Regions from separate parts of the Homo sapiens genome. Here all the other regions are linked to region 2. Evidence: chromatin loops called from intact Hi-C (ENCODE). Cell type or tissue: HCT116. All regions are shown on one strand.

What was found. Hi-C counts contacts between places; a loop is a spot of excess contacts. Peaks named below come from ENCODE experiments on the same cell type or tissue, not always from the same donor. Only the 100,000 strongest peaks of a DNase experiment are listed, where the experiment ranks them.
Region 1: a loop joins it to region 2, with 12 times the contacts of the local background. A loop is called at or near these places in 20 of 110 quality-filtered maps.
Region 3: a loop joins it to region 2, with 11 times the contacts of the local background. A loop is called at or near these places in 23 of 110 quality-filtered maps.

Annotation. Positions count from the first base shown.
Region 1 is chr17:80,192,482-80,200,481 of GRCh38, forward strand. CARD14 (caspase recruitment domain family member 14) reads left to right here. Exons shown (of 24, transcript NM_001366385.1): 12 at 22-138; 13 at 2,710-2,852; 14 at 3,077-3,171; 15 at 5,618-5,681; 16 at 5,918-6,110. Among named protein-coding and RNA genes, the nearest start is that of SGSH, 24 kb to the right of the region's middle. In HCT116, a CTCF peak has its summit at 3,782 (motif pointing right); no DNase peak of the experiment used is centred here.
Region 2 is chr17:80,249,052-80,257,051 of GRCh38, forward strand. It overlaps SLC26A11 (solute carrier family 26 member 11), which reads left to right. Exons shown (of 18, transcript NM_001166347.2): 16 at 103-236; 17 at 2,278-2,350; 18 at 3,574-4,449. The coding sequence ends at 3,665. Among named protein-coding and RNA genes, the nearest start is that of RNF213, 7.8 kb to the right of the region's middle. RefSeq lists enhancers at 4,458-5,174, 5,648-6,183, 5,858-5,907, 5,938-5,987 and cis regulatory regions at 5,610-6,146, 5,626-6,090. In HCT116, a CTCF peak has its summit at 4,040 (motif pointing left); DNase peaks (open chromatin) are centred at 4,080 and 5,910; H3K4me3 peaks cover 1,293 bases; H3K27ac peaks cover 2,747 bases.
Region 3 is chr17:80,078,599-80,086,598 of GRCh38, forward strand. CCDC40 (coiled-coil domain 40 molecular ruler complex subunit) reads left to right here. Exons shown (of 20, transcript NM_017950.4): 11 at 2,948-3,191; 12 at 3,278-3,460; 13 at 6,145-6,390; 14 at 7,405-7,618. Among named protein-coding and RNA genes, the nearest start is that of MIR1268B, 16 kb to the right of the region's middle. RefSeq lists an enhancer at 3,858-4,359. In HCT116, a CTCF peak has its summit at 4,239 (motif pointing right); a DNase peak (open chromatin) is centred at 4,263; H3K4me3 peaks cover 763 bases.

The DNA.
Region 1 (8,000 bases), 57 kb before region 2:
TGTCTGGCCTGTCTTTGGCAGCTCAAGCAGGAAGCCAGGACCAGGGAGCCCTGTCCACGGGAGAAGCAGCGGCTGGTGCGGATGCATGCCATCTGCCCCAGAGACGACAGCGACTGCAGCCTCGTCAGCTCCACAGAGGTACGGCCGCTCCTCCCGCCTCCCTCACTGCCTTGACCCTCTGGGCCAGCCCAGGGGCCTCTCTGTCAGGACGAAAGTGAGCCTCCTTCCACCCTGTCCCCACAGGGAAGAGGTTGGTACGATTGTGAGAGTTTTATTTTATTTTATTTTTTGAGACAGAGTCTCCTCTGTCACCCAGGCTGGAGTGCAGTGATGTGATTTCGGCTCACTGCAACCTCCACCTCCCAGGTTCAAGCGATTCTCTTGCCTCAGCCACCCAAGTAGCTGCATTACAGACACCTGCCACCATGCCCAGCTAATTTTTGTGTTTTTAGTAGAGAGGGTTTCAACATGTTGGCCAGGCTGGTCTTGAACTCCTGACCTCAAATGATCTGCCAGCCTCAGCCTCCCAAAGTGCTGGGATTACAGGCATGAGCCACCGCACCTGGCCCTATTGCGAGAGTTTTAAACATCAGAGGTTGATTCTGTCACAGTCCTGGAGCCCAGACATCCAAAGTCAAAGTGCTGACAGGGTACCCGTCTGGAAATCCTATTCCCAAAGAAGGTCACATTCACAGCTTGCAGGGTGGACATGAGTTTCCAGGGGAACCGATTCAACCTGGCACAGACAGTCCCCAGACATGAGTTTCCAGGGGATTCAACCTGGCACAGACAGTCCCCAGACATGAGTTTCCAGGGGACCCAATTCGACCTGGCACAGACAGTCCCCAGACATGAGTTTCCAGGGGACCCGATTCGACCTGGCACAGACAGTCCCCAGACATGAGTTTCCAGGGGACCCGATTCAACCTGGCACACATGGTCCCTGGGATGCCGGCCTCACTGTGGTTTCTGGAGCCTCAGGACCCTGGCATCTGTCCTCACCCTTTGGCAAAGTAAAGAGGTGGTCCCACCATAGTGGGCATGTGGCATGAGGATGCTGGGGGTCAAAGCCCCAGTGCCACAGGATGCCGGGAGCCGGGAGGGAGGGAGGGTGAGAGGCGGGCGAGGCTGACATCCCTTTGCCATGCCTTGGGGTGGACCTGGTGTTTCCTTCCTGGACCATCCCATCAGTGGCCCAAGAGCAGCAGGCCCAGGCTCACCTGCCCCCTGGCCACTCAGAGAGCTGGGGGAGGCCGGGATCTTCCCCAGAACACTGAGTGCACACACGGGGAAGATTTCACAGTCGGTGCTGGGCCTCCCTGGGCCAGGACAGTCCAAACCTTCAACTGAATCGACTCTCGCATCTGCCTTAACGCCCTCTGTGCCCCCATTCCCCACAGGACAGAGGCCAGCCGTGTTTCCCTTCCCCAGGGGTGGATTGGGTCAGGGAGGGAAGGGACCTCAGGTGCTCAGAACTGGCTCGCCAGAACACACCATCCTCATTCACCAGCCTCGTGGGCAACTGACCGATCAGCTGCCCTCCAGCCACTCTCCTCCTGCCCCGGCTTTCTAATCTGGCTGCTCTAGGGGGACTGCCTCCTACTTCATGGGCTCTCTGCGTGCCACTGCTCTGTTGCTCTCTCTGTCTGGAATGTGCCCCCTGCCCCCAACACACACACACTCCACCTCACTCCTCTGTCCATGCCACTTCCTCCAGAGAGTCCGCCCTGGCCTCCCTGCCCTGCCCATGTCGCCCACAGCCCTGGAATGCCTCACTCCACCTCACTGGTCCACGGGTGCCCGTTGGTTCCCCCACCCCAAGGACAGTCCCTGTCCTCAGATGTACATCTGACACTGTCAAAGGACCTGGCACATAGTAGCTACTCCAGGAATACTTATTAGTGAAAGAAGGGGCGGGATTCAGACCTACCCCACACATCTGGTGGCCTCAGCGCCTCGCACGTCACATTTGTCAGTGTGCACTCTGAGTGCGGCCTCCCCTCCCTAGTCACTAACTCAACCTCTCTGGGCCTCAGTTGCTTTGTGCATTAGTTCGTTCTCATGCTGGTGATACCCACATACCTGAGACTGGGTAATTTACAAAGAAAGAAGTTTAATTGACTCACAGTTCACAGTTCAGCATGGCTGGGGAGGCCTCAGGAAACTTACAATCATGGCAGAAGGCACCTCTTCGCAGAGCGGCAGGAGAGAGAATGAGTGCTCAGCAAAGGGGGAAGCCCTTTATAAAACCATCAGATCTTGTGAGAACTCAGTCACTCTCACGAGAACAGCATGGGGGAAACGGACCCCATGATTCAGTTATCTCCACCTGGTCCCACCTTTGACATGTGGGGATTATTACAATTCAAGGCGAGATTTGAGTGGGAACACACGGCCAAACTATATCACTTTACATGTAAAATGGGACAGCAGTGCCACCTTACAGATTTATCGTGAGAACTAAGCCAAGCAGCTAATAGAGCCTGACATACAGCATGTGTCAGTGCTGTGTGCTAATTGCATGTGACCCCAGTGTCTGGCATACAGCAGGTGCTCAGCGCATGTGACCCCATGTGTGTCCTTCTTTCCCCTCCTGCCTCCTCTCCAGTCAGTTCTCACTGTGGCTCTCTCTACACCGTGGGGGAGCAAGGGAGGAGTCTCAGGGTGTCCTCGTGCGTGCCCCACTGACTTCTGCCCTCCCTCCTCCAGTCTCAGCTCTTGTCGGACCTGAGTGCCACGTCCAGCCGCGAGCTGGTGGACAGCTTCCGCTCCAGCAGCCCCGCGCCCCCCAGCCAGCAGTCCCTGTACAAGCGGGTGGCCGAGGACTTCGGGGAAGAACCCTGGTCTTTCAGGTAGAGCACTGGGGTCCTTCCTGGCACTGGGGTGGCACTGGGGTCCTTCCTGGCAACTCACCAGAGACACCAACCTAGACCTCAGGGCATCTGGGTATTGCAGGCAGCAGCTCCTGCCCTCGAAGCCCCAGAGCTGGCAGGTGCTGGGGGCCAGTGCTTGGGGCGTGGGGACTCAGAGGGAGCAGGTGATGCAGTTTGAGCCTGCTGCTGCTTATGCTTTGCAGCAGCTGCCTGGAGATCCCGGAGGGAGACCCGGGAGCCCTGCCGGGAGCTAAGGCAGGCGACCCACACCTGGATTATGAGCTCCTAGACACGGCAGGTGAGCACGCCCAACCCTGAACCTCCACAGCAGTCCACCTCCCCTGGGCAGAGCAGGGAGCTGATGAGAAAGCCGGGGCCTCTCTCCAGGGAAAGGGCAGATAGAAGCAGAGCTCAACTTCTGCCCTGGGCCTTGACCTTGGCCTCGACCTTGCACTTTGGGAAAGTCCCGCCTGCCAGCCAGCGTAAGCCAAAGGCCGGCTGCGCTCTGTCTGCTGGTGTCCTTGTGTTTTTCCCTAGAGCCAGGGGAGTTGTGTCTGATCCACGCCCTGCTCAGCACCCAGCCCCCTGCTCTGATCTGTAACGCTTGGGCTTCCCAGTGGTTTCAGAAGGCAGCAGGCAGGGTGGCTTAGTGGTGCCAGGCTGAGGCGAGGCACAGCGTGACATCTACCTGCGGGGAGCATCTCTCCTCTCAGGCGCTGGCCCTGAGGCCTCGCGCTTCTCCTGTAGCTCATTTCTGTTTGTGATTGGACCGGCCCTCTCTGCTTCCCAAGTCCATGGGCCCGTCATGGGTGGGTGCCTTAATCCTTTCCACCTCGGCGCGACCGGCTCCCAGCCTTGGGCCTTGCACACAGTAGGTGCTTTGCTCCCCATTTGGAATTCACCCCATGGCCACCAGGGGGCGCAAGTGCCCTGCGCTGCCCCTGTGCCTTCTGTGGGTCGCAGAATCAGAAATCTTCATCTTTGGGGACTCATACACGTTTTTATTTATAATCGTGATAAATCGAGAGAGACCACCCAAGGCATATCTAAATTAGATGTGAGATGAGAAGAGGGGCTTATTCCTCTTTATTTTTCCTCTGTGAGGATTCTGCGTAATGCCCTGGTTGCATATACTTTTAGTGGAATTGACCTCAAATACATCCAGAGTACACAGCTCATTTCATTGGCTTTGAATGTGATCCCAATGGGTTTTTGCCTGTGAGCCAGGCCTAGGGAACTCTCAGGTCTCTGCTGGCCCTGGCTCTGCTGTGTGGTTCACAGAGTGAGACTTGCAGCCGTCGACCCTGGCAGGCTGCTCCCTGGTTCGGGGGCTCACAGGCTGTACAGTAAAATGCTAGAGCTTGGGAGACCCTGGGGAGCCTCTAGTCCTAGGATTGACAACTCAGAGACCTGCCACCACCAGCTGGGAAGCAGAGGAGTCTGGGGTAAGGAGCAGGCAGCTGCTGGCCAGTGCCAGTGATTGCGGCCACACAGAAATGCAGGCCTGTGTGGAAATGCAGGCCAGTGTGGAAATGCAGGCCAGTGTGGAAATGCCGTGTAGTACAGTAGTGCAGGTCTGGGTAGAAATGCAGGTCCATGTTTGGGAGGTCAAGGTGGGCGGATCATGAGCTCAAGAGATCGAGACCATCTTGGCCAACATGGTGAAACCTCGTCTCTACTAAAAATACAAAAGTCAGCTGGGCATGGTGGCACACACCTGTAGTCCCAGTTAGTCAGGAGGCTGAGGCAGGAGAATCACTTGAACCTGGGAGGTGGAGGTTGCAGTGAGCCAAGATCGCACCACTGCACTCCAGCCTGGCGACAGAGCGAGACTCAGTCTCAACAACAATAACAACAACAACAAAAGAAATACAGATCCATGTAGAAAGGCAGGCCAGGGCCGGGTGTGGTGGCTCATGCCTGTAATCCCAGCACTTTGGGAGGCCAAAGTGGGTGGATCATGAGGTCAGGAGTTCGAGACCAGCCTGGTCAACATGGTGAACTCCCGTATCTACTAAAAATACAAAAATTATCTGGGCGTGGTGGCACATGCCTCTAGTCCCAGCTACTCAGGAGGCTGAGGCAGAAGAATTGCTTGAACCCGGGAGGCGGAGGTTGCAGTGAGCTGAGATCACGGCACTGTACTCCAGCCTGGGCGACAGAGTGAGACTCTGTCTCAAAAAAAAAAAAAAGAAAGAAAGAAAGAAAGAAAGACAGGCCAGTGCAGTGCAGGCCCACGCAGACATGGAGGTCAATGCAGTAATGCAGGCCAGTCCTGAAATGCAGGTCCATGCAGAAATACAGGTCAGTGCGGAAATGCAGCCCCAGGGTTACAGCAGATATTTTTTCAAGTGAAGCCAGAAATCCAGATTTTAGGTGAAACCTCCCTGTCTTTCAAATGTTGGCAACTCATTCAAATATCACAAAATAGCATGTGGTGGTCAGACCCTCCCAGTTGCAGCTCCTCACTAGTTACAGTGATTTTAGGAAAGATGAAATCAAGGTCCCAAGCATTGAGGAAGGGGTGGAGGAAGAGAAAGTTCAGCCTCAGCACAAAGGATGGAACAGGCAGTGGGGCCTGAGGCTGAGGGAGAAGGGGCTGAGGTTACAGGAGGTTACAGGACGCCCCATCAGCAGTGGGGTGACCAAGATCTGTGAAGAAGGGGCTGAGGTTACAGGAGGTTACAGGACGCCCCATCAGCAGTGGGGTGACCAAGATCTGTGAGCTCTTGGCTTCCTCCCAGACCTTCCGCAGCTGGAAAGCAGCCTGCAGCCAGTCTCCCCTGGAAGGCTTGATGTCTCGGAGAGGTAAGCAGCAGGTGGGAATCCTCCGAGGCTGGCTGGGGAACCAGGGCCAGGGAGTGGCAGAGCAGAGGGTGAGTGTCCTATTACCAATGGGAGGCAACAGCCTTTCCAAGCACATGGGGCCATGGAGGGGGAGGAGAATTCCAGAACACTGGGGCCAGAGGGAAGCAATGGGGAGGTGGCCTTGCCGGCTCTCCTGCTCTGGGCAGTGCACAAGCCGGTCGTCTCCCGGCCTGCAGCGGCGTCCTCATGCGGCGGAGGCCAGCCCGCAGGATCCTGAGCCAGGTCACCATGCTGGCGTTCCAGGGGGATGCATTGCTGGAGCAGATCAGCGTCATCGGCGGGAACCTCACGGGCATCTTCATCCACCGGGTCACCCCGGGCTCGGCGGCGGACCAGATGGCCTTGCGCCCGGGCACCCAGATTGTGATGGTGAGCCGTGCGAGGCCCCTCCTGTCCCCCGGGCTCCTCATGGGGACAGTGGCAGCGGGTGGGGTGACCCAGGCAGACTTCACCTCCCCCAGACGATGCAGATCCACTCTGGGCTGGGCCTCTGCTCTTTCCTGGGCTGACGTAAAGCGTTCTGCTCATTTATAGATGAGAGTCGTGCCGTGCAGAACCCAGCATGTCACCCGTGGTGCTGCTGCCATGCGGCGCTTCTGACCAGGGGTCTTTGCATGAGGCCCCTTGACAGGGCTGCTCTGGGTGGTCACTTTGGGTGTGTACAGTAAAATACACGTGACATAAAATTCACTATTTTAACCACTGGGGCATTTCTTTTCTTTCTTTTTTTTTGTTTGTTGTTTTGAAACAGGGTCTCACTCTGTCACCCAGGCTAGAGTGCTGCGGTGCGATCACAGCTCACTGCAGCCTCGACCTCCCCAGGCTCGATTGATCCTCCCACCTCAGCCTCTTAAGTAGCTGGGACCAGACCACAAGCATGCGCTACCGTGCCCGGCTAATTTGGGGACATTTTCTAAAACTTTTTTTTGTTGTTGTTACGAAACGCACAAAACTGCTGAGAAGATAAATGGACACAAATATACAACCTGGCCAGGTGTGGTGGCTCACGCCTGTAATCCCAGCAGAAGGCTGAGGCAGGCAGATCACTTGAGGTCAGAAGTTCAAGACCAGCCTGGCCAACACGGCGAAACCCCGTCTCTACTAAAAATGCAAAAATTAGCCAGGTGTGGTGGTGGGCGCCTGCATGGTCAGGGGGTGACTTTGATGTGGCCTAAAAGCAGAATTATTAAACTTTAGGAAAAAAAAAAACTTCTGGGCACAGTGGTACATGCCTGTAGTCCTAGCTACTCAGATGCCTGAGCCCAGGAGATTGAGGCTGCAATGAGCTAAGATTGCACCACTGCACTCGAGCCTGGGTGACAGAGCAAAGCCTTGTCTCAAAAAAAAAAAAAAAAAAAAGAAAAGAAAAAAAAAGGCCAGGCACGGTGGCTTATGCCTGTAATCCCAGCACTTTGGGAGGCTGGAGCAGGCAGATCACCTGAGGTTAGGAGTTTGAGACCAGCCTGGACAACATGGTGAAACCCCGTTTCTACTAAAAATACAAAAAAAAAAAAAAAATAGCTGGTATCTATAATCCCAGCTACTCAGGAGGCTGAGGCAGGAGAATCACTTGAACCTGGGAGGCGGAGGTTGCAGTGAGCTGAGATGGTGCCACTGCACTCCAGCCTGGGTGACAGAGTGAGACTCGGTCTCAAAAAAGAAAAAAAGAAAAGAAAAAGGAAAGCACAGTGCTTTCTTAATATGAAAAAAATTTTAAACCAAGAAATGTGCAAGATGGGCTTCACCTCATTCCAGAGGCTCACCCTGCGGCCTCCAGGAGGGGACTGGGGATGGGGGCTCTGGGGTGGGAAGGTGAGCACAGAGGCGGGGAGAGGATGCGTCTGAACCCCTCAGGCAGGAGTGTTCCATGCACCCCTCACTGCCCCCTTGGAACAGGCTGTCCAAATGCTGAGCTCCCCTAGGGCTCCAATGATAGCACATGGAGCACCTAATTCAAGCGTCCTTCACGTCCTCCACATGACCCGGGAAGCCTTTCTTTACATGTCATTTTTTTTTTTTTTTTTTTTTTTTTGAGACAGAGTCTTGCTCTGTCGCCCAGGCTGGAGTGCAGTGGCTCGATCTTGGCCCACTGCAACCTCCACCCCCTGGGTTCAAGCGATTCTCTTGCCTCAGCCTCCCATGTAGCTGGGATTACAGGTGCCCGCCACCACACCCGGCTAACTTTTGTATTTTTAGTAGAGACAGGGCTTCACCATGTTGGCCAGGCTGATCTCGAACTCCTGACCTCAAGTGATCCAC
Region 2 (8,000 bases):
GCCTCTCTGTCCCCTGCCCCTGGCCAGAGCCTCCTTTGGCCTCTGCAGAGCAGCTTTGGGCTGCTCTGGGTGGCGTGACCTGGCTCGGGCCTGTCTCCCCAGTGTCCCCGCCACGCTGCCTGGTCCTGGAGTGCACCCATGTCTGCAGCATCGACTACACTGTGGTGCTGGGACTCGGCGAGCTCCTCCAGGACTTCCAGAAGCAGGGCGTCGCCCTGGCCTTTGTGGGCCTGCAGGTGGGTGTGCACTGGGCTGCCTTAGGGGTTAGCAGCTGCCGGAAGGCCTTCCTGTGCCTGCCTCCCATGGCGAATGTGACATCTCTGGGCTGTGATGCTGGACGGCCCTTCGGCCGGTGCTGGCTCTGCTTCTGATTTAAACAGTTCTTGTTCCCATCTGGCCTTCCTCGTCCCTCCCTGTGGAAGGGGGAGCGGTGGCCCCCAGCCCTCCGAGGGGTCACGTTATGGCTTCTGGTCACTGCCACACTGTCCTTTGTGCTGGGGACACACAGTGAACGAGGGTCAGTCCCTGCTCTCAGGGGAATTGTATTTTAGGAAACAAAAAGAGACAGGTGAGGCTAGGCGTGGTGGCACACTCCTGGAATCCCAGCACTTTGGGAGGCCAAGGCGGGCAGATCACCTGAGGTCAGGAGTTCAAGACCAGCCTGGCCAACATGGTGAAACCCCGTCTCTACTAAAAATACAAAAAAAAACTAGTCAGGTGTGGTGGCGAGCGCCTGTAATTCCAGCTACATGGGAGGCTGGGAGAATCGCTTGAACCTGGGAGGTGGAGGTTGCAGTAAGCCGAGATCCCACTACTGTACTCCAGCCTGGGCGACAGAGTGGGACTCCATCTCAAAAACAAACAAACGAAAAAAAACAGGTGCTCATAGAATTTCATGAAAAACGTATTGTCAGGGCTTCCAGAGGCTGAAGACGGGTTTCTATGGAGGCCGTCCTGTTCAGAGCCACAGGTAAAGTGTAAGGGCTGGGTCCCAGGCCCTGCGTCTTAGGCCTCACCTAGGAGCCTTCTGAGCACTGCAGGGTCAACATCCCAGGGGTGTGGCCAGTGTTTGCAGAGAGGCAGGGGTCTCTGTTGCTGTGGTTAAATGTGCGCTCTCTGCCAAGTCCTAGATGGCAGAACGTGGGGGACTAGGGCGTGTCCCCAGGCGCCCAGAGGAGACATTCATGAACTAGCCATGGAACAGGAGGCCAAGTGACCCGTATACCCCAGGTGTGGACCACAGCCGACCCTTGTCAGAGTTTCCTTCATTCCCAACCTGGCCCACGAGGCTAGTGTTATCTTCATCCCCATGTCCAGAAGAGGTCACTGAGGCCCAGAGAAGCCAGGTAATCTGCCCACGGTCACACAGGATGGTGGGCCCGGCTTCAGATTTGGGCATGTGCCTTCAGAACTTCGCTCATAAGTGTTACGTCCTGTGTCATATTTGCAGAGCACATGTCTTCATGGTCTTTGGAGATGATTCACTTAAAAAAATACTCCTCTGACCCAGACATGGTGGCTCACACCTGTAATCCCAGCACTTTGAGAGGCCGAGGCGGGAGGTCAAGGGTTTGAGACCAGCCTGGCCAACATAGTGAAACTCCGTCTCTACTAAAAATACAAAAATTAGACGGGCATGGTGGCGCACGCCTGTAATCCCAGCTGCTCAGGGGGCTGAGGCAGGAGAATCGCTTGAACCCGGGAGGCAGAGGTTGCAGTGAGCCGAGATCGCGCCATTGCACTCCAGCCTGGGTAACAAGAGTGAAACTCCATCTCAAAAACAAACAAACAAACAAAAAGTCCTCTGGGCCAGGCGCTGTGGCTCACACCTGTAATCCCAGCACTTTGGGAGGCCGAGGTAGGAGGATCATTTGAGGCCAGGAGTTTGAGACCAGCCTGGGCAACATGACGAAACCCCATCAAAAAAATAGGAAAAAATAGCTGGACGTGGTGGCGTGCACCTGTAGCTACTCAGGAGGCTGAGGTGGGAGGATCACTTGAGTCTGGGAGGTTGAGGCTGCAGTGAGCCATGATCGTGCCACTGCACTCCAGCCTGAGCAATGAGCAAGACCCTGTCTCAAAAAACAAAAAATTAAAAAAAAAAAAATCTTCCTCTGACAGCATTCCCCTGGGGCTGCGTTTCTTCTCACCATTCACTGGTATGGAGGTGAAGCCATACCTCTCCGGGAGACTCTGAGATGGCAGGTCTACCAGGCTGCCGACCCGTGTGCTACAGAGGAACATCCCTGCCCTGGCTAAAGTCTGTCTGTCTCTCAGGTCCCCGTTCTCCGTGTCCTGCTGTCCGCTGACCTGAAGGGGTTCCAGTACTTCTCTACCCTGGAAGAAGCAGGTGGGCACAGTCAGACATCCTGTGGCTTTGGTGATTTTGTAAAAATCATAAATGCTTATTGTAAAAAATATGGGAAACCAGCTGGGCACAGTGGCTCATGCCTGTAATCCCAGCACTTTGGGAGGCCGAGGCAGGTGGATCACCTGAGGTCAGGAGTTCGAGACCAGCCTGGCCAACATGGTAAAACCTCATCAGTACTAAAAATACAAAAATTAGCTGGGTGTGGTGGCATGCACCTCTAGTCCCAGCTATTCGGGAGGCTGAAGCAGGAGAATCGCTTGAACCCAGGAGGCAGAGGTTGTACTGAGCCGAGATTGTGCCACTGCACTCCAGCCTGGGTGAGAGAGCGAGACTCTGTCTCAAAAAAAAAAAAAACAAAAAAAACAGGAAACCACCTCCACCCCAGTCCACTTTGGTGATCACTCCATACCCCTCCCCTAAACACGCATATGTACCTGCCTGTCAGGATGTGGATATATGTTTGCGGTTTTACGTAAATGGGACCATTTCATACCTGGTGCTCTGGAACCCACATTTTTCATGCAGAAGGTTGGAAGGATGTCCTTCCAGCCGAAAGTCCACATCCCGGGGGATCAGGACAGAGCAGGGCCGGGTCAGGAGATCCAGAAGCCCCGGGACAGAAGGTACGGGAGGGACAGGAGCAGGGTGGGCGCTGACCCTTGAGACAGCAATCGCAGGAGGTCTGAGCCGCAGCAGGTGTCAACAAGAGGATGGGCCAGAGATGCAGAGCATCCACCCCAGGCCACACAGCAGTGGCCAGAGGGTCCCAGGCCCCAGTGCTAGGCCTCTTCCTCTTCCACTGAGGTCACAGCTGAAGCTGGGTCAGCTCCGTGAGAGTGAGGGGTGGCGGATGTTGTACTGACTTCCTTGGCTCAATGTGACGTCAGGGAGATTCACCCATGTTGTTGTAGAATCAGCTCAGATGCAGTGCACTGGAGGTGGATAAGCAGAATGTGGCCTGGCCGTGGGATGGGAGGGTACCCTGGAGCAGTAAGAAAGGGCCGTTAGTCACCTGAAAAATACGCTTACAGAGACTCAGGTGAGACCCTCATGGAGTTAGTGACACTGGCCTGGGTGGCCCACAGCTCCTTCCTGCACACCTTCCAGGACTCTGGAAGGCCCTCCTTAATCCCTTCCTGTGAACTGACCCATCCTCACTTCTGAGCTTTTAGTGCTTGAAACATTTATTGTATTTTCTGCAGAGAAGCACCTGAGGCAGGAGCCAGGGACCCAGCCCTACAACATCAGAGAAGACTCCATTCTGGACCAAAAGGTTGCCCTGCTCAAGGCATAATGGGGCCACCCGTGGGCATCCACAGTTTGCAGGGTGTTCCGGAAGGTTCTTGTCACTGTGATTGGATGCTGGATGCCGCCTGATAGACATGCTGGCCTGGCTGAGAAACCCCTGAGCAGGTAACCCAGGGAAGAGAAGGAAGCCAGGCCTGGAGGTCCACGGCAGTGGGAGTGGGGCTCACTGGCTTCCTGTGGGATGACTGGAAAATGACCTCGCTGCTGTTCCCTGGCATGACCCTCTTTGGAAGAGTGGTTTGGAGAGAGCCTTCTAGAATGACAGACTGTGCGAGGAAGCAGGGGCAGGGGTTTCCAGCCCGGGCTGTGCGAGGCATCCTGGGGCTGGCAGCACCTTCCCGGCTCACCAGTGCCACCTGCGGGGGAGGGACGGGGCAGGCAGGAGTCTGGGAGGCGGGTCCGCTCCTCTTGTCTGCGGCATCTGTGCTCTCCGAGAGAAAACCAAGGTGTGTCAAATGACGTCAAGTCTCTATTTAAAAATAATTTTGTGTTTTCTAAATGGAAAAAGTGATAGCTTTGGTGATTTTGTAAAAGTCATAAATGCTTATTGTAAAAAATACAGGAAACCACCCCTCACCCTGTCCACTTGGGTGATCATTCCAGACCCCTCCCCAAACATGCATATGTACCTGTCCGTCAGTGTGTGGATGTATGTTTACAGTTCTACATAAATGGGATCATTTTATACATGGTGCTCTGGAACCCACATTTTTCATGCAGTCATTTGCAGTGAATTATTTATTGTGATAATAAATAGCATTAGAATACAAGATTTTTAATGTCTGCGTGGTATTTTGGTCTATATATGCATCATAATTGACTTACCGAGCCCTCTGTTCAACGTGTGCGTGGGTTAGAGACGGGATCGTGCCTCCTTTAGATGTGTCAGTTGAAGCCCTTGCCCTCTATGTGACTGCGTTTGGAAACAGGGCTTTTAGGGGGTAACTAGGTTTAATGAAGGTCATAAAGGTGGGCCCTGAACCGATAGCTTTAGTGTCCTCGTGAGAAGAGACGCCAGAGAGCTCGTTCTCTGCACCCTCACACCCCAGGGAACTCCATGAGAGGACACGGCAAAACCAGGCCATGCGCCCACCAGGAAGAAAGGCCTCATGAGGACCCCAGCCTCCAAAACTGGGAGAAGATGAATCTCTGTGCTAGGCCCCGCAGCCTGGGGTGATCTGTGACGGCGGCCTGAGCAGGTGAGGACTGCCTGCATGTTTGTATTTTTATGAATGCTTTGATTGAGTCTGGGGGTAAATCCCTGGAGGCCTGTGGCAGCCTCAGAGGTGTGTTCTCCCTGCACTTTCTTCAAGAAGAATGTGGCCTGCCCTACTGAGCCTCGTTCTGCCCGTTCTGCCCGGGCAGTCCCGGCCAATGTCAGCGCAGCAAGGGGAGGGCCTCTGTAACCAGGGCTGCTGGCTGCGGGGCTCCCCACTGGACACGGGAGTGGACATTGGAGTGTCCTTCATCCGCGTCACTCTTCCAGGTCCCTTGCCTCCTCCCATTTTCCTTCCTTCCTTTCCTTCCTTCCTTCCCTTCCTTTCCTTCCTTCCTTCCTTTCTTTCCTTCCTTCCTTCCTTTCCTCCCTTGCTCCCTTCCTTTTCTTTCTTCCTTCCGTTTTTCTTTCCTTTCTTCCTTCCTTTCATTTTTTTCTTCCCGTTCTCCCTTTCTTCCTCCCTCCACCCCTTTCTTCTCACTGTGTTCCCCAGGCTGGTCTTCAACTCCTGGGCTCAAGCAATCCTCTTGCCTCAGCCTCTGGTGTGGCTGGGACCACAGACACATGCCACCGCGCCAGGCTAATTTGTTAATTGTTTTTATAGAGACAGGGTCTCACTTTGTTTCCCAGGCTCGTCTCAAACTCCTGGGCTCAAGTGATACTCCAGCTTCAGCCTGAAGTGCTGGAATTAAGGTGTGAGCCACCATGCCTGGCCCTCTCTCATTCACAAGTGAACCATTCACCCCTGCCCTCCAATCCATGTCGTTTCTGACCTCAGGCAGCTTCTCTTTCTACATAAAGTGAACCTGTCCCAAAGCTGTGCTCACTGGGCCCCCCTGCCAGGGCTGGAAGAGGCAGCAGTTCACATTTGGCTTGCACTCACATACCAAGGGCATCCATGCTTGAACCTAGACATGGTTCATTCACAGGGATGGGTGAAGGTAAACAGACTGTGGCGGGCACTAGGCACTATCAGTTTCATAAATCTGCATACCACCTGTGACTCAGCAGTTATGCTTCTCGGAATCTACTCAAACATGCTTGAGTCAGCCTTCCAGGAAGCAGGCACAAGGACGTTTGTGACAACTTGGTCAGTAATTTTAAGAAGTAGGAAGAAACCTGAGTTTCTCTGAATTCGGTAACATCTTGACTGTAGGACACACGAATAATGCCGTGGAATATTGTGCAGCAGTTAAAAGAAATGAGGTGAAGGCCGGGTGTGGCAGCTCACGCCTGTTATCTCAGCACTTTGGGAGGCCGAGGCTGGTGGATCACTTAAGGTCAGGAGTTTGAGACCAGTCTGGCCAACATGGCGAAACCCTGTCTCTACTAAAAATACAAAAATTAGCTGACCTCTGTGACAGAGTGAGACTCTGCCTCAAAAAAAAAAAAAAAAAAAAAAAAGAGAAATGAGGTGAAGCTTTAAGTTGTAACACTGATTTTGGGGTGCAATAAAGCAAGTTGCAGAATGATACCCATGTTAAGATGCTATTTGAGTGAACACACGGACCAAACAATTCTATGTTGGGTACAAATTTAAGAAAGAGTTCTGGGCTGGGCACGGTGGCTCACAACTGTAATCCCAGCACTCTGGGAGGGTGAGTCGGATGGATCAGGAGGTCAGGACTTCTAGACTAGCCTGGCCAATATGGTGAAACCCCATCTCTACTAAAAATACAAAAATTAGCCAGGCGTGTTGGCGCGTGTCTGGAGTCCCAGCTACTCAGGAGACTAAGGTAGGAGAATCACTTGAACCCGGGAGGCAGAGGTTGCAGTGAGCTGAGATCATGCCACTGCACTCTGGCCTGGGCAACAGAGCGAGACTCAAAAAATAAATAAATAAATAAATAAAATAAATAAGAGTTTTCTGCACTTTGGGAGGCCTGTAGTCCCAGCTACTCTGGAGGCTGAGGCAAGAGGATCACTTGAGCCTGGGGGGGTCGAGGCTGCAGTGAGTCCTGATTGTGTCACTGAAATCCAGCCTGGGCAACAGAGTGAGACCCCATCTCAAAAAAAAAGAGAAAAAAGAAAATAGAGTTGTTGCAAATGTAGTTAGTTCAAGTTAAAATGAGGCCATGCTGGAGTAGGGTGGGCCTAATCCTATATAAGCGGTGACTTCTTGTTTTTTGTTTTGAGACAGGCTCTCACTCTTGCCCAGGCTGGATTGCGGTGGCTTGACCAGTCGGCTCTCTGGCTCCAGTGATCCTCCTGCCTCAGCCTCCCAAGTAGCTGGGACCACAGGCATGAGCCACCATGCAGGGCAAATTTTTATTATTTATTATTCATCTATTTATTTATTTTTGAGATAGAGTCTCACTCTGTGGCCCAGGCTGGAGTGCAATAGTGCGATCTTGGCTCACTGCAACCTCCACCTCCCGGACTCAAGCAGTTCTCCTGCCTCAGCCTCCAGAGTAGCTGGGATTGCAGGCATGCACCATCATGCCCGGCTAATTTTTGTATTTTTAGTAGACATGGGGTTTCACCATGTTGGCCAGGCTGTTCTCAGACTCCTGACTGCAAGTGATCTGCCCGCCTCGGCCTCCCAAAGTGTTGAGATTACAGGGGTGAGCCACTGCGCCCAGCCACATTTTTAAATTTTGTGTAGAGACAGGGTTTTGCCATGTTGCCCAGGCTGGAAGTGGTGTGTTGTTGTTGTTGTTGTTGTTGTTGTTGTTGTTTTGTTTTGTTTTGTTTGTTTTGAGACTGAGGCTTGCTCTGTCGCCCAGGCTGGAGTTCAGTGGCGTGATCTCGGCTCACTGCAAGCTCCGCCTCCCGGGTTCAGGCCATTCTCCTGCCTCAGCCTCCTGAGTAGCTGGGACTACAGGCGCCCGCCACCTCTCCCAGCTAATTTGGAAGTGGTGTTTTTATAAAGGGAAATTTGGTCATCGATACACATGGAGCATGTGCTGTGAACATGAAGGCAGGGACAAGCCAAGGAACTCTAGCGACTGTCAGCTGAAGAACGTCGAGGTTCAAACGTTAATAAAGGCGAACTTGTTTCTCATAAAGGTTTGCAGCCTGCAAGGAGGTTTTTTTAAATTTTGTTTTGTTTTTGAGACGGAGTCTCATCCTGTAGCCCAGGCTGGAGTGCAGTGGTATGATCTC
Region 3 (8,000 bases), 170 kb before region 2:
TCTGTTTCCAGACTCTCTATTCTGTTCCGTTGATCTTTTTGTCATTCTTTCACCAATACCACATTGTCTTTCTAACTAGAGCTTTATGGAAAATCTTGAAATCAGATAGTCTGAGTCTTTGATGTTGTTTTACAAAATTATTTTGGTTACTCTAGGTCCTTTAGGTTTCCATTTAAATTTTAAAACTTGCTTGTCAATTTCTGGGGAAAAAATGCCTTCTGGGATGTAACTGAAATTACATTGAATCCATAGATCAGTTTGAAGAGAATTGAGGCCTTAATAATATTAAATCTTCTGCTTCATGGACATGGCAAATCTCTCCAGTATCAGTATCTTTTTTTTTTTTTTTTTTTGAGTCAGAGTCTTGCTCTATCACCTGGGCTGGAGTGCAGCGGAACAATCTCAGCTTACTGCAACATCCGCCTCCTGGGTTCAAGTGATTCTCATGCCTCAGTGTACCAAGTAGCTGTGAACACAGCCACACACCACCACGCCCGGCTAATTTTTTTTGTATTTTTAGTAGAGATGGGGTTTTGTCATGTGGGCCAGGCTTCCTTTCTCTATTGATAGTGTCTTATCCTTTGAATAAGTTTTTATTCAAATAGTCAGAAAGTACTTTCTTCTTGGACTAGAATAATACCTTCCATATTTTTCTCACATCTCTCCCCAGTCTTTCAATTCTCTTTCCCAAGCAACCTGTTACTGTTTCATAAAGGTCTTTCCAGATAGATTTCGTTCATACATATGCATTATTCTCGGGTGTTTATCTCTCCACTTAAAAATCACCCGCGGCCGCTTAGTGTGTCCCGCTCTGCAGCTTGGTGTTTCTTGTGCTGTGTCTTAGAGTTATTCCATGTCAGAACACATAGAAATCACCGTTGTTCTTTGCAGTTCTCTTCACACTGTGTTCTAAATGATGCCTGTGCCATAATTTAATCATCCTCATCGATCCATAATGAGGCCCTTTCCTGTTTTTTGGCTTTTTCTGATCTCATCAGTGGATCAATAAATATCCACACACATTAAAAATAGATACTGGATCACCAGGCACGGTGGCTCATGCCTGTAATCCCATCACTTTGGGAAGCTGAGGCAGGTGGATCACTTGAGGTCAGGAGTTCGAGACCAGCCTGGCCAACAGGGCGAAACCCTGTCTCTACTAAAAATACAAAAAAAAAAAAAAATAGGCAGGCATGGTGGCACACGCCTGTGGTCCCAGCTACTCAGGCAGCTGAGGCATGAGAATCGCTTGAACCCAGGAGGTTGCAGTCAGCCGAGATCGCGCCACTGTACTCCAGCCTGAGTGGCAGAGCGAGACTCTGTCTCAAAAAAAAAAATACTGGATGGCCAGGCGCAGTGGCCCACACCTGTAATTCCAACACTTTGGGAGGCCGAGGCAGGTGGATCACTTGAGGTCAGGAGTTCAAGACCAGCCTGGCCAACATGGTGAAACCCCATCTCTACAAAAATACAAAAATTAGCTGGGCATGGTGGCACACACCTGTAATCCCAGCTACTTGAGTGGCTTGAGGCTGCAGTGAGCTGAGATCATGCCATTGCACTCTAGCCTGGGTAACAGAGTGAGAGACTGTCTCAAAAAAAAAAAAAGAAAGAAAGGAATGAAAGGAATGTTTAAAGTACCGCAGAACATCTCAGAATAATAGGAAAACATGCCTCACACACACAAAATTCAAATCCTCATGCTGAGGCGTAAGAATGACTTGAACCCAGGAGGCAGAGGTTGCAGTGAGGCAAGATCGTGCCTCTGCACTCCAACAAATACAGGATTTGAATCTGATTATTTCATTTGAATCAGTATTTTAGATCTGATTATCCGATATCTGTGTTTTAGAGCTTGACGTTAATTACAGGTATCTCATCGCAGCATGCCGAGGGGAAAGACAATAGAATTTGAAGTGGGCCCACTGGTGTTCCCTCAGCCACGCTGTTTCCTGCAGACCTTGGGCTAGTGATTGAAATGCTCTGAGTCTCAATGGCCACATCTGTAAAGCTGGACTATTTCCTTCCTAGGATTATTGTCATGGTTAAGGAAGGTGGGCAGATGAGAACCCCTAGCCCAACGTCTGACCCATGCGTCACTTTCCTTCTCCCCATAATCACAGTACAAAAGAGTTGTCAACTTGGGCTTTCAATAGATAATAGTTCTCTTGATCTATTTGAAAATAATAGTCAAGATTTGGCTATTGGCTGCAAAAATACAGTGAGGGAGAAGGAACAAGGCCCAGTGTTCAATAGCATGTCACAGTGACTACAGTTCACGGTAAGTTAGTGTATATTTCTGAATAGCTAGAGGAAAAGATTTGGAATGTTCTCAACACGAAGGAAGGATCATGTGTGAGGTGATAGATGGCCGGTTCCCCTGATTTGATCATGACATGCTGTATGCTTGTGTCAAAATATCGCATGTACCTCTCAAATATGTGCCAATCTATCCATAAAAATTTTTTAAAGATTTGGCTGCTATTAAAAGAGTTGGTTTCCTGCTGGGTGCAGCGGCTCACACCTGTAATCCCAGCACTTTGGGAGGCCAAGGCAGGCACATTGCTTGAGCTCAGGAGTTGGAGACCAGCCTGGGCAACACGGTGAAACCCCATCTCTACAAATAGAGTTTAAAAATTAGCCGGGCATGGTGGCGCACACCTGTAATCCCAGCCACTCAAGAGGTTGAGGCATGAGACTCGCTTGAACCCGGCAGGCGGAGGTTGCAGTGAACCGAGATCGCACCACTGTATTTCAGCCTGGGTTACAGAGTGAGACTCTGTCTCAAAAAATAAATAAATAAATAAATAAATAAGAGTTGGCTTCCTAATTTATTTCTCTGTGCATTGAGTTCGCCTTAGTGAGCTCCCTCGTGTGGGGCGCAGCTCTGTGCACTGGCTCTCTGATGTCTCACACGTAACTGGCTCTCCCCGCTGCATTTCTACAGAGGATGCCAGCATCAAGCCAAATCCACCGACGGCGAGATTGAGGCCTATAAGAAATCCATCATGAAGGAGGAAGAAAAGAACGAGAAGCTGGCGAGCATCCTGAACCGGACAGAGACGGAAGCCACACTGCTGCAGAAGCTCACCACCCAGTGCCTGACCAAGCAGGTGGCCCTGCAGAGCCAGTTCAATACCTACAGGCTCACCCTGCAGGACACAGAGGATGCCCTCAGCCAGGACCAGCTGGTGAGGCCGGGCCCGCCCCACAGGTCACACCTGGCGCACGGTGGTGCCTCTTCAGGCACGTGCACCCTGTGGCTCCTTGTCTCCAGGAACAAATGATACTCACGGAGGAGTTGCAGGCCATCCGCCAAGCCATCCAGGGCGAGCTGGAGCTCAGGAGGAAGACGGATGCTGCCATCCGGGAGAAGCTGCAGGAGCACATGACCTCCAACAAGACCACCAAATACTTCAACCAGCTCATCCTGAGGCTGCAGAAGGAGAAGACCAACATGGTAGGCCCCTGCCCCAGGGAGGGGCTGTGCGAAGCCCCCTGCAGCCTGGGCATATGAGGGCAAGCCGTCCTGGAGGCGGAGAGGGCGGAGTCAGTGTGAGCAGAGGGCCCTCCTGTGCTCACTCCTTTCCATGGTGTTCAGGTTGTAAGGGTGATACATTTTTACTGTAGAAAACCTAGAAATAGGCCAGGCGTGAGCCACCGCATGGCCAGCTGCCAGCCAAAGGCTGATTTCCCTGGGGGGACCTGGAGTGTGACTTCGACGTCCATGGCAGGGAACCCCCAATTGTGAGCTCATGTTCGCATCCCCTGGGATCTTGCTTTATCCTTTATCACCTGTGGTGGGGGTGGAGGGGACTTGTGTCCTTAGAAAAAACAATTCCTTACTTGAATTGTTTTTTCTTTGCCTCTTCCCGAGGGGTGACCGCCTCCCCAACACCCCGCCTCAAGCAGGCCCCTTTGGAGGACCCCCAGAGGCTACCACAGGCTCCACCATTTCCAGAGCACATCCTAGCAGTGGGGCCTGCCCAACAGTCCCCATTTTAGTCTCAGAGGAGGGTGACAGATTCCCGATGCCAAGCTCTGCCGGTTTTGCCCTCCTGAGGGGTGGGAAAGGAGCTGGCCAGGCAGAGCTGAAGGGCGTGGTGGGTGTGAAGGAGCCCATCCAGCCGTGCTGCTACCAGCCAAGTCCAGTTCCCAATCCCCAGGCCCCCGGGCCCCCGCCGAGCCCCTGTCTGGGCAGCCCGATAGGTCATACGTGTTTTGCTGCCAGTTTCCAGAAGAGGGCAGCAAAGAGTCTTGGACCAACACATTCGTCTATTACGACAATTTTCCAACCGATGCCAGTCCAGCTGCTGAAAAGAGTACCCCCGACACGATGTTTGAACTGCTCAAAGCCTCATGGGCTGATAGAAGGTGGGGTGGGGAGGCATATCTGGGAGGAGGAGCAAAGTGTGGATGGGCGGGACCACCCATCCGGAGCTGGGGTCAACCACGGGGTCCAGGCAGTTAATCCAGGGATGGTGTAGATGCCTAGGGGGAGCCAGGGTGGGCTCCACAGAGACCACAAACAGCCAGGAGTGGAGCGGGGGTGCAGGCCCGGCTGTGACGGGGAGGGACTGAAGGGGACTTGGAGCCATAGCCCCTGCAGGGCAGTTGGGGAGGGGGGAGGCAGGGAGTCCTTGGGGGGCCCAGATCTCAGGGTGAACTTGGCAGAGGAGGAGGCTGCGAGCTGACATTGCCACACAACTCCAGATGCCGGAAGCTTCCACTCCAGGTGGGCAGGGTCTGGGTTCCACCACCTGGGGACATTGGGTCTCCTGGGAAGCCGCCCGTGGTGGCCAGTGAGAGACATGGAGCCCACAGGCGTGGCGGGAGGAGAAGCTCAGATGGCCCTGAGGAGGCTGGGGTAGGCAGGAGCCACAGTCGTGAGAGAGCCAAGGCCTTGTGTGGCAGGAGCCGACGGGCAGGGGTGCTCAGGGCAGACACAGGGCCCGAGGCCACCTGTTAGAACCATGCCCTGGGGAAGAGGACCCTGTCCTGGTGGTGACAGCATCTCCCTGTTCCCAGAGCAGCTTTGGCCACACCATTGCAGCTGTGACTGCCACTGCCTCACTCCTGATTATCACAAACGTCCTCTCGATAAACCCCCCGTTGCCAGAAGGGATCCAAAGTCTGTCTAATGCCTCCAAAGAGCCCACAGAGGAGGCCAGCACTGGCGGCTCAGACCTGCCGGACAGCAGGAGGGGTCAGAACGCATGGAGGAACCAGTGTCTAACAATTGCTTCTTGCTTCATAAACTATGCTGCAAATGTGATAGAGTACAGCACAGCCATTACAGCTTACAGAGCACAGGAACATAAGACCCGACTTACCAGATTAAAAAGCAGGTTAGCACCCAGTGTGTAGGGTGTGATCCTATTTTTATTTTGGAGAATTATATAGAAAAGACTGGGAGGAAAAATGGATTCAGATGGGAATGGTAGCTAACTTGTGTCAGAATTGCAGGCAATTGAATGTGTTCTCTGTCCTGGCCTGTATTTTCACATTTCCTCACAATGTGTGTGCTACGATTTAAGAAGTGTGTTAGTCTGATCTCACACTGCTGTAGGAAATACCTAAGACTGGATAACTGATAAAGGAAAGAGGTTTAATTGACTGACAGTTCTGCATGGCTGGGGAGGCCTCAGGAAACTTACAATCATGGCAAAAGGCGAAACAGGCACCTCCTTCACAAGGCAGCAGGAGAGAGAGTGTGTGTGAAGCAGGAACCGTCAAACACACAAAACCATCAGATCTCATGAGAACTCACTATCATGAGAACAGCATGGGGGTAGCGGCCCCCATGGTCCAGTCACCTCCCACAGGGGCCCTCCCTTGACATGTGGGATTATGGGGACACAATTCAAGATGAGATGTGAGTGGGGACACAGCCAAACCACATCAATAAGAAAAGCTAATACCATGATCTCTCTTTTCTGTAAAAAGCCAACATCTGGGTTCCAACAAGTAGGTCCCTTGCTGGGTCCTGGAGACAGTGGGAAATCCAGCCTCCTGCACTCGTGACTGTGCGTTTGGAATATCTCCAGAGGAACATCCCGACCGTCAGGGAACGGTGGATCAGCAAACTCGTCCCGGGCCTTGGGTGGGGGCAATATTCACAGGTATTTCTTTTCATCAATTCAGATGACACATCTTTCCAAAATCAACGGTGACATTGCCCAGACCACCCTGGACATCACACACACCAGCAGCAGGCTGGACGCACACCAGAAGACCCTGGTGGAGCTGGACCAGGACGTGAAGAAAGTCAACGAGCTCATCACCAACAGCCAGAGCGAGATCTCCCGGCGCACGATCCTGATCGAGAGGAAGCAAGGGCTCATCAACTTCCTCAACAAGCAGCTGGAGCGGATGGTCTCCGAGCTGGGGGTGAGGTCCCAGGCAGGGAGACGTGGTCCCCGGCTGACTGTGGTGCCTGGTGGGGCAGAGCCCCCTCAGATCCCCCACGGTCAGACATGAACTCCTGGAAGGCACAGAACTGCCTCTTTCCCTACCTGCTTTACAGACAAAATGGCACGTGTGCCAAGCGCTCTAAGTCACATTTTTCTGCACAAGGCCAGAGAGTATTCCGGCTTTGTGGCCAGTTGGTCTCTCTGGCAGTGACACGGCTCTGCCTCCATAGCGAGAAGGAGCATAGGTAAAACGTAAAGGAATGGGCACGGCTGTGTCCAATCAGATGTTATTCAAGGCCACTGAAGTCTGAATTCCAAATAATTTTCACCCAGCACGAAATATTCTGCTGCTCTAAGAAAAGTGGCCTAATGCGTTTGAGGCCTGATGCCATATACGTCATCCAGGTCCCTGTACTCTCAAAGCCCCTTTGGGTTCCAGAGGCCCCACCCACCCTGCCAGCGCACCCACCATGGGGAAGCTAGAGGGGGCTCCAGAGCCCCTTAGCCATATTTCCTCCAGCGGGGTCTGTGGCTTGCGGCCCTGCTGAGAGCTAACTTGAGCCCCTCGGCCTTCGTCCAGTTTCATGACCTCAGGGTTCCAGGCCCTCTGCAGCCCACTCACAAAGACCTTTGAGCCCAAGAAGGCTAATTTTGCTTTTTTTTTTTTTTTTTTTTTCTGAGACGGAGTCTTGCTCTATTGCCCAGGCTGGAGTGCAGTGGTGCCATCTTGCTCACTGCACATCTGCCTCCTGAGTTCAAGCGATTCTCCTGCCTCAGCCTTCCAAGTAGCTGGGACCACAGGTGTGCACCAGCACACCTGGCTAATTTTTGTATTTTGGGTAGAGACGGGGTTTCACCCTGTTGGCCAGGCTGGTCTTGAACTCCTGACCTCGGGTGATCCACCCGCCTCAGCCTCCCAAAGTGCTGGAATTACAGGCGTGAGTCACTGCGCCCAGCCCTAATTTTGCTTTTTGATGAATATCCGGTCTAGGGGGAAGAAGTGGGGCCCCTGGAGCTTGAAATCAAAAGGCTGAGCAAGCTGATCGACGAGCACGATGGCAAGGCGGTCCAGGCCCAGGTGACCTGGCTGCGCCTGCAGCAGGAGATGGTCAAGGTGACACAGGAGCAGGAGGAGCAGCTGGCCTCCCTGGACGCATCCAAGAAGGAGCTCCACATCATGGAGCAGAAGAAACTACGAGTAGAAAGTAAGAGCCGCCGTGCCCGGCCCTGCAGTGATGCTGAGACGAGCTCTGGGACGTGGGCACCTCCCAGGGGAGGGGCACTCAGTGGGGCACGTCGCTGGATTTGCACGCAGCCTTAAAAGCAAATAACAAACGCGCATGCTCCCTGTATTTTGTAAATGTGAACCACTGCCTGCCCAGCTGCCCAGTTCGCAGTCACAGCGGGAGGGTTGAGAAATGTCACGAAATGGCTCCAAGCTCACGGACTTCAGAGCTCTCCTTGAGAGAGGAGCATGGAAGGTTATCATCCCCGCCAAGCCAGGGCACTCAGGTGGAAACACTGGCACGGGAAAAGCCAGGGTCCTGCCAGGCAGGCTCCTGGTGCTGTCCCCACATCACCTCCAGT